2 separate regions of the Homo sapiens genome follow, and region 1 is linked to region 2. A link is an interaction called in ENCODE POLR2A ChIA-PET data of the cell type or tissue named here. Cell type or tissue: Panc1. All regions are shown on one strand. Each heading gives the region's core, and the rest is flanking DNA. Links, peaks and the distances in the headings are about the cores only.

What was found. Peaks named below come from ENCODE experiments on the same cell type or tissue, not always from the same donor. Only the 100,000 strongest peaks of a DNase experiment are listed, where the experiment ranks them.
Region 1: POLR2A ChIA-PET joins it to region 2 with 11 read pairs; 2 of 35 experiments call an interaction of 5 or more read pairs at or near these places.

What each region holds. Positions count from the first base shown.
Region 1 is chr2:203,620,984-203,625,380 of GRCh38, forward strand. No RefSeq gene overlaps it. Among named protein-coding and RNA genes, the nearest start is that of CD28, 83 kb to the right of the region's middle. In Panc1, for the core only: no CTCF peak of the experiment used is centred there; a DNase peak (open chromatin) is centred at 2,260.
Region 2 is chr2:203,486,953-203,491,349 of GRCh38, forward strand. RAPH1 (Ras association (RalGDS/AF-6) and pleckstrin homology domains 1) reads right to left here. Exons shown (of 14, transcript NM_213589.3): 3 at 4,262-4,367; 4 at 2,632-3,137. Among named protein-coding and RNA genes, the nearest start is that of RAPH1, 46 kb to the right of the region's middle. In Panc1, for the core only: no CTCF peak of the experiment used is centred there; no DNase peak of the experiment used is centred there.

The DNA of each region.
Region 1 (4,397 bases), core at 330-4,329, 130 kb after region 2:
ATGTTGAAGATATAAGGGCAGATGGGCCTATCCAATAGAGAAGTTTGAGCTGAGAGAGCAGAATGTTTTACCTAAGGGCAATATCTAGCCTTAGTGATTCAAGCAGTAGCTGGGCATCCCCACAGGTAGGTGACTCTCAAGAGCCTAGATAAATAAGCACAGGTAAGGGTGTCTGGGTATCAGATATCAGGTGAGGTTCAGGGCAAGGGCTAGGATATCGGGGATCATGGTAGCAGACAGGTTACTGCTACAGTCTGAATGTATGTGTCTCTCCAAAATTCTTATGTTAGAACTTAAACCCCAAAGTAATAGTATTAAGAGGTAGGGCCTTTAGGAGGTAGTTAGGCCAGAAGGGCTCCACCCTCAGGGATGGGATTAATATCCTTATAAAAGAAGGCTCCAGAGTTGCCTGGTCCTTCAATCTCTTCTGTCATGTGAGGATACAGTGTTCATCCCTTTTTGTCCCTTTCTACCGTATAAGGACATAGCAGTAAGGTACAATCTTGGAAGCAGAGACAGAGCCCTCAGCAGACACCGAATCTGCCAACACCTTGATTTTGGACTTCCCAGCCAGCAGAACTGTGAGAAAAAAATTTCTGTTGTTTATAAATTACTCAATCTAAGGTATTTTGTTATAGCAGCACAAATGGACTAAGACAGTTACTATAATAGAAATGGAAAAAATAGGAACTGATACAGAAGCCCAGGTGGATGAATGTGTGTGTGGGGGTGGGGGTGTGTGTCTGTACAGGCCAGGACATTTGGATGACAAAGTTTCTTTATTAGAGAATATCTTGGGGTGGGAATGATGACTTAGGTAGAATGTGGGCTTTTCCAGGATCTCGAACTACACTAGCAGCAAGAAAAACTCAAATGAACCCCAGAGGGGAGTGACTTGGGGAGCAAAGCAGGAGCCTGGACCAGCTCTGAAGTGCTTGCCATGGGCCAGGACAAGAAGGAGACATGGCCAATTCTCAGCCTGAGGAGGGGATGCTGAGGCTCCAGAGCCTGTTGCTTCATGCTCAGCTTGACCAAGAAACTGGGGTAAGTAGGGTATGAGGTGGGAAGATAAGTGGGTCCAGCAATAGAGAGCCACAGGCCAACAGAGGGAAAATCTTTGGGGGCATTGGCGGTGGGGGGAGAGAGGACCTGCTGACATTGTCAAAGTCTTTGTCTTTCTAGTTTGTTTTAAAGTCAACTTCCTGATGATAAAACGGTCCTCGTATCATGAGGCAACTGTCAGTCTATGATGAAATTACTTAAAATCTCCAATTAAAAACTCATTACGTTTATCTGAAGGCTATTTTAAAAGTTATGAGCTAATCTAAATGGCCAACACAAGACTTGGTTAAATAAACTATGGGCATCTATGCGACCAAATGTTTTATAGCCAATACAATTATGTTTATAGAGAGTTTCTAAAGGCCTAGGAAAATGTTTATGCTATAATGCTGTGTTAAAAAGGCAGGATACAAGATTGTTTATAGACTACCAAGAGACCAAATAAAAACTATGCATGAAAAACAATCTAGTAGAAAATCCACCAAAATATTAATATAGTGATAGCCTCTAGAGAGTGAGACTAAGAGTATTTTTTCTTTTTTTTTGGGACGGAGTCTTGCTCTGTCACCCGGGCTGGAGTGCAGTGGCACGATCTCGGCTCACTGCAAGCTCCGCCTCCCGGGTTCACGCCATTCTCCTGCCTCAGCCTCCCCAGTAGCTGGGACTACAGGCGTCCACCACCAAGCCCGGCTTATTTTTGTATTTTTAGTAGAGATGGGGTTTCACCGTGGTCTCGATCTCCTGACCTCGTGATCCGCCCGCCTCGGCCTCCCAAAGTGTTGGGATTACAGGCGTGAGACACCACGCCCGGCCAACTAAGAGTATTTTTAAATCATCTTTCTACTTTTCTATTTTTCAAATTATCTGTGCATCACATTTTCTTGTAGTTGTTTTCCTGTTTTATATACATTACTTTTGTCACGGGAAGGACCCAAGAAATTCTCCTTTCTGTAAAAGCTCACACCTTACTTTTTACAAATAATCTGAATTCAAAGCCTTTTGTGTTTCAAAGGGCAATGATATCTACAAAGAAAGGGTATTGCATTAACATTTCTGATTATATGAACTCTAGATACAAAAGGCAAAAAATAAACAGATTCTCCCCCCAAAAATCAAGCCTCAGGAGAAATGATCTTATTTTTTTTCTTTTCCCATAAGATCCAACTGGCAAGAAACTTCAGGCTGTGGAAAAGCACTAGACAGTCATAATATGGTGCAACATGGCTTTAATGATGTCATTTAAACCCTCTCACTGCAGGAAGAGGCTGCTTTAGTGATGAGTGTGGCAGAGGAGGAGCTGTCTCATACTAGCCTGCGGATTTCCTTTATGGAGTAAATCCTTTAAGATTCTTCTCAAGAGCTGGGCGCAGTGTCTTATGCCTGTAATCCCAGCACTTTGGGAGGCCAAGGTGGGCCTTCGAGACCAGCCTGACCAACCAGGAGAAACCCCGTCTCTACTAAAAATACAAAATTAGCCAGGCGTGGTTGTGCATGCCTGTAATCCCAGCTACTCAGGAGGCTGAGGCAGGAGAATTGCTTGAACCCGGGAGGCAGAGGTTGCAGTGAGCTGAGATAGCGCCACTGCACTCTAGCCTGGGCAACAAGAGCGAAACTCCGTCTCAAGAAAAAAAAAAAAAGACTCTTCTCAGATATTATCTCTTCTATGATGTCTTTCCTTTACCCTGAGCTGGAATAAATGCCCTTGTTTCCTCAGTACCCGGTGCAGGCCTCCTTCCCTGGCCTTATCATATGACATAATCTCACCACGAGGCTGTAAGAGTCTCAGAGTGGCAGCAACAGTGTTTTATTTACGGTGCTCTTCACAGCACCTAGCAGAACTGGCAGATTGTGGGTGCTGAATAAATGTTTGTTAAATGAGCTGAGTAATTCTCCCAAAGTGTGAGAGAAATTGTATTCGTTTTCTAAGGCTGCCATAACAAAGTACTGCAAACTGGGTGACTTAAGAAAAATGTATTCTCTCACAATTATGGAAGCTAGGAGTCTTAAATCGAGGTGTTGGCAAGGTTGGTTCCTGCTGGAGGGCTCTGATGGGGGCAGGGCTGTTCCATGCTTCTCTCAGCTTCTGGGTGCAATCCCACATGCTCCTTGACTTTCAGCGGTATCATCCAACCTCTTCTTGCATCTTCACATGGTGTCTCCTCTGTGTCTCTGGGTCCCTGTGTCCAAGTGTTCCTTATTTTTTTTTGAGACAGTCTTGCTCTGTTGCCCAGGCTGGAGTGCAGTGGCACCATCTTGGCTCACTGCAACCTCCGCATCCAGGGTTCAAGCGATTCTTGTGCCTCAGCCTCCCGAGTAGCTGGGATTACAGGCATGTGCCGCCATGCCCGGCTAATTTTTGTATTTTTAGTAGAGATGGGGTTTCACCATGTTGGTCAGGCTGGTGTCAAACTCCTGACCTCGTGATCTGCCCGCCTCGGCCTCCCAAAGTGCTGGGATTACAGGCGTGAGCCACTGCGCCTGGCCTGTTCCCCTTTTTATAAGGACATCAGTTACACTGGGTTTAGGGCCCACCCTAATCCAGTTTGACCTTAACTCAGTTACATTCACAAAGACCCTATTACCAAAAATGTCACATTTACAGATACTGGGATTAGGACTTGAATGTATTTTTATTTAACTCACAACAGAAACTATAGCTATAGCTAGCTAGATAGTATATAGTAGAGTACAGATACTCAGTGAAGTGGTAATAACCAGCTGATGTACCCAGTATAATATATGGACTCTGCAGCGAGTATAAGATCATTTCTCCAGAGGCTTGATTTTTTTGGGGGAGAATCTGTTTATCTTTTTGCCCTTTGTATCTAGAGTTCATATATTTGGAAGTGTTAATGCAATAACATTTTTCTTTGTAGATATCATTGCCCTTTGAAACACAAAGTGCTTTGAATCAGATTAATTTTGAGAAAGTTGGGTGTGAGCTTTTTCAAAGAGTTTCTTGAGTCCTTCACACGAAAAGAGTAATATATATAAAACAGGAAAACTACTAAGAGAAAAAGTGGGCAGGGCACGGTGGCTCATGCCTGTAATCCTAGCACTTTGGGAGGCCGAGGTGGGTGGATGACCTGAGGTCAGGAGTTCGAGACCAGCCTGACCAACAGGGTGAAACCCTGTCTCTACTAAAAATACAAAAATTATCTGGGTGTGGTGGCGTGTGCCTGTAGTCCCAGCTACTAGGGAGGCTGAAGCAGGAGAATCACTTGAACTTGGGAGGCGGAGGTTGCAGTGAGCCAAGATTGTGCCATTGCATTCCAGCATTACAGCCTGGGCGACAGAGTGAAACTCTGTCTCAAAAAAAAAAAAAAAGAAAAGAA
Region 2 (4,397 bases), core at 226-4,225:
AACATTATACCATTGAGCACTGGTATCTTTGCAGTATTCACAGTGATACCCATGGATACCACTAGATACCATTTGAAGTGCGCTTGCTGGGAGAGAGGAACTTTTCACGTTTTACTTCAATTTGCCCCTATACTGTATGAACTTTTATAATGAGCACATTTTACAGACAGAAAGACATGCATACGGTATTAGAAGATCCTTAATGATTAGTTTATAACTTGTCCCTCACGCATCTTAATCCAACTCAAAATACTGTAAACTGATTGGAAGGAATATCAACATACAAAACAAAGAATGGCCAAGAAAGCACATCCCTAATAAAATATTGCTCATATCCTAGCAGGTAAATCTAAAGGACATGAAATGATACATATTAAGTAGCTGGTGGCTAAATATAATTCCCAGGTATCACAAAATAGAAATCAGTTTTTTTTTTCCTTTTTTTTTTGTAGACGGAGTCTTGCTGTTGCCAGGCTGGAGTGCAGTGGCACGATCTTGGCTCACTGCAACCTCCGACTCCCTGGTTCAAGCGATTCTCCTACCTCACCCTCCCGAGCAGCTGGGATTACAGGCATGCGCCACCACATCCAACTAATTTTTTTTTGTATTTTTAGTAGAGACAGGGTTTCACCATGTTGGCCAGGGTGGTCTCAAACTCCTGACCTCAGGTGATCCGCCCGCCTCGGCCTCCCAAAGTGTTGGGATTACAGGTGTGAGCCACCACGTCCGGCCTAGAAATCAGTTTTCAAGTTCTCTATAGAATATATACCACTTAGATAAGTTTCATTTTAAATAAATGAAAGTTTATTCTTCAGATTGATAAGATTCGCTTTCTTTGAAATAACTCAAGTTTATCTCCAAACCACCATGATTCATACTCCTTTTGTGCTCCACAGTACCAAAAACAAAGCTACGCACATGGGTGGGTACCAAGAGTTACCTACTGATGGAAATTAATCCAAAGAATTAAATAAGTTACGAAAAAAAAATCAATGATGTCAAGTAATAGTTAAAATTCAAGATTTTACTTTAGTACTGATTATTCATAAATAGATTCTTTTATCCCATATTAGAATATTGTCAACACAAGCTTATTGGAAAGGTTGACTTAACTTTGCCCCATTTTTCTTCTTTCTTGCTGCTACCCTATGACAGAATTACCATCTCTTTGATGAAAACAACTCAATAAAGAATTCTCTTTCACCAAACTCAGCTTTTGTTGAACTTGTTACCGCAAATCTATTCCCTATCTTATCCAGTCACATGCTGAAAAAAATTCCATCTTTTAAAAATCTGTTCATGAATAACTTACGGTTCTCTGAACCACCCTATCAGGAAGGCAGATATAGTATTACGAACTCTGGCTGGGCGCAGTGGCTCACACCTGTAACCCCAGCACTTTGGGAAGTGGGCGGATCACAAGGTCAGGAGTTTGAGACCAGCCTGGCCAGCATGGTGAAACCCCGTCTCTACCAAAAATACAAAAATTAGCCAGGCATGGTGGCACACGCCTGTAATCCCAGCTACTCAGGAGGCTGAGGCAGGAGAATCACTTAACCCGGGAGGCAAGGTTGCAGTGAGCCAAGATCATGCCACTGCACTCCAGCCTGGGCGACAGAATGAGACTCCGTCTATTAAAAAAAAAAAAAAAAAAAAAAAAAAAAAACCTGTTTATGAACAACTTTTGTTCTCTGAACCACCCTATCAGGAAGGCAGATATAGTACTATGAACTCCATTTTACTTGTGAGAAATTGATGTTTAAGAGAATAACTCACTTAAGGTCCCATGGGTAGTGAGTGGCAAGGAAAACTCAGAATCAAGTTTCCTGATTCCATACCTGGTGGCCCTTTCCAATATACCATACTGACTCTTCAATAATGAAATGGAGGGCCGGGCACAGTGGCTCACGCCTGTAATCCCAGTACTTTGGGAGGCCAAGGCGGTTGGATCACCTGAGGTCAGGAGTTCGAGACCAGCCTGGCCAACATGGTGAAATCCCATCTCTACTAAAAATATGAAAATTAGCTGGGCATGGTGGTGAGCGCCTGTAATCCCAGCTACACTTGGGAGTCTGAGGCAGGAGAATCACTTGAACCTGGGAGGTGGAGGTTGCAGCGAGCTGAGATCACGCCACTGCACTCCAGCCTGGGCATGAGTTGTACAAGAGTACAAACTCCATCTCAAAGAAAAAAAAAGGAGAAAAAAAAAAAGATAATGAAATGGAGTTAACCCTGTAAACTAGAATCTTGGAGGACCACAATGGTGATATGAGTGTTTTTCTTAAGTTTTACTTTAAATCAACATACATTAAATAACTAAATGGTTTTGTGAATCATTTTAATTTTTCAAATCACGTGAAATGACTCATATTACAATAAAAAATGCCATTCAAGAACTTCCAAATACTATAGTCACGAGAATAAAAAAGAAACTAAATTTCTTCTAAATCATCTTTGTGCCACTACCATATCTGATAATATATTCCTTCTGTACTCTTGAAACCTATCTCAGAAGTATCTTTGACAAATTATAAATGTAGAAGAATTTAAGAAGTTAATTAAAATTATTTTAATATAATTTCTCCTTTATTTTAATAACAAAATACCAGGGAAAAAGTTCCATTTATTTACCTCAGTAATTGGCTGCCCTTGATGTGTCAAATCCAGCTCTTGAGGGCGTGTTACTTTATCAATATCCAAAGAGTCCATGCTGGAGGCTGCGGAAGTGATGCTGGAATGGGAGGAATTACTAATAGAGTGTACTTCAGCATCACTCACTGTGCCTGCTGACGCGGTTCTTCTGTGCTGATTAGTTACTAAGGGTTTAGTATCTTCTAGTACAGATTGCTGAGCAGCCTCATCCATACTCAAAGAGGCCTGTTCTAACTGTGCAGTGACGTCGTCCAAGGAGTAGCTGGCATGGGAAGGTTTAGCTATCCTATTAGATGAAGAAGATAATCCTTTCAAGGTGCCATGTTTCAATGTATGTCGGCTAACAGGCAATTTCTGAGTAGCTTTCGTTTCTGTGATTTGACGCTTACTGTTTCCTGAACCAATGCTGCTGAGCTCCTGCTCTATAGAGCAAAGATCAGCCATCAAGGCATCCAGATCCACAGTCTCTCCCTGATTCAGAGCTTCTGCAATGAACAACACATAATGTTTCCAGAATTTATACATTCTATTATAAATCAGTTAATAAATGCAGGTGATGAAGCAAAAGAATATATTTTGTTGGGCCTAAAGCAAATAAAATTAAGTATTTCTGGTTTTTGTTTTAAATTCCAAGATAAATTTTTAGAAGTACACAGTCCTCCTCTTTTAAGGCTTGTAATAATCAGAGGAGAATAAATTATGAGTTCAAAGACAAAAACACTACAAAAATCTTATACTGTTCCATGGTTTTAACCACATTCCTCTGTGCAACTTTTTACCACAGGCTTCAATATATTGTTAATATGATCAATGCTTTGGTAGAGATGTCAATACTGAAAGAGCTGAGGGCATAAAAAGAGAAGTCAAAAGTCTAAAAAATTACAGACTGACAGGTCAATATTATAAACTTGACTAGGTGGAATACAACAGATAAAGGCCACAGTGGCTGCTTTAAAAATTACTAAGAAGTAACTTCACTGGACTTTAATCCGGTGAGAAAACAATGCAATTAAGTTTGCTGTGGGGTTCCACCTGGGTATGTACTTTGTCAATTATTAATAAAACCAACTATCTTTTAGTTATGTTCTAGTTTGCTTTTCTCTGTGATATTTTCAATTAGTAATATTAATAAAATACACAAATCAAGAAATTTAAGGGCTGGACGCAGTGGCTCACGACTGTAATCCCAGCACTTTGGGAGGCTGAGGCAGGTGGATCACCTGAGGTCAGGAGTTCGAGACCAGCCTGGCCAACGTGGTGAAACCCTATCTCTACTTAAAAAATACAAAATTAGCCAAGTGTGGTTGTGCATGCCTGTAATCCCAGCTACTCGGGAGGCTGGGGCAGGAGAATCGCTTGAACCTGGGAGGCAGAGGTTGCAGTGAGCCGAGACTGTGCCACTGAACTCCAGCCTGGGCGACAAAAGCGAAACTCTGTCTCAAAAAAAAAAAAAAAAGAAAAAAGAAAAGAAAAAAGAAATTTAAGAACTTGGTCGAGTTATGCATGTAGCTTTTATATCGAGTTTTTATATTGGGAATTGCAGTTGTACTGCTCCTACATTGTGTGACTTAGCATACTATTTTACATTTTATTTCCAATTACATCTTACCATTCAAGTTGTATATGGAGAAGCGGTAAGAAAAGTTGGCCATGTTTGTTTCCTGGCGAAGAGGAGATCTTTTTACTGGTTCCATGGGCTTGTCAGAATCCAAACTCTTTATAAAAAGAAAGTTTAATAGTCATAT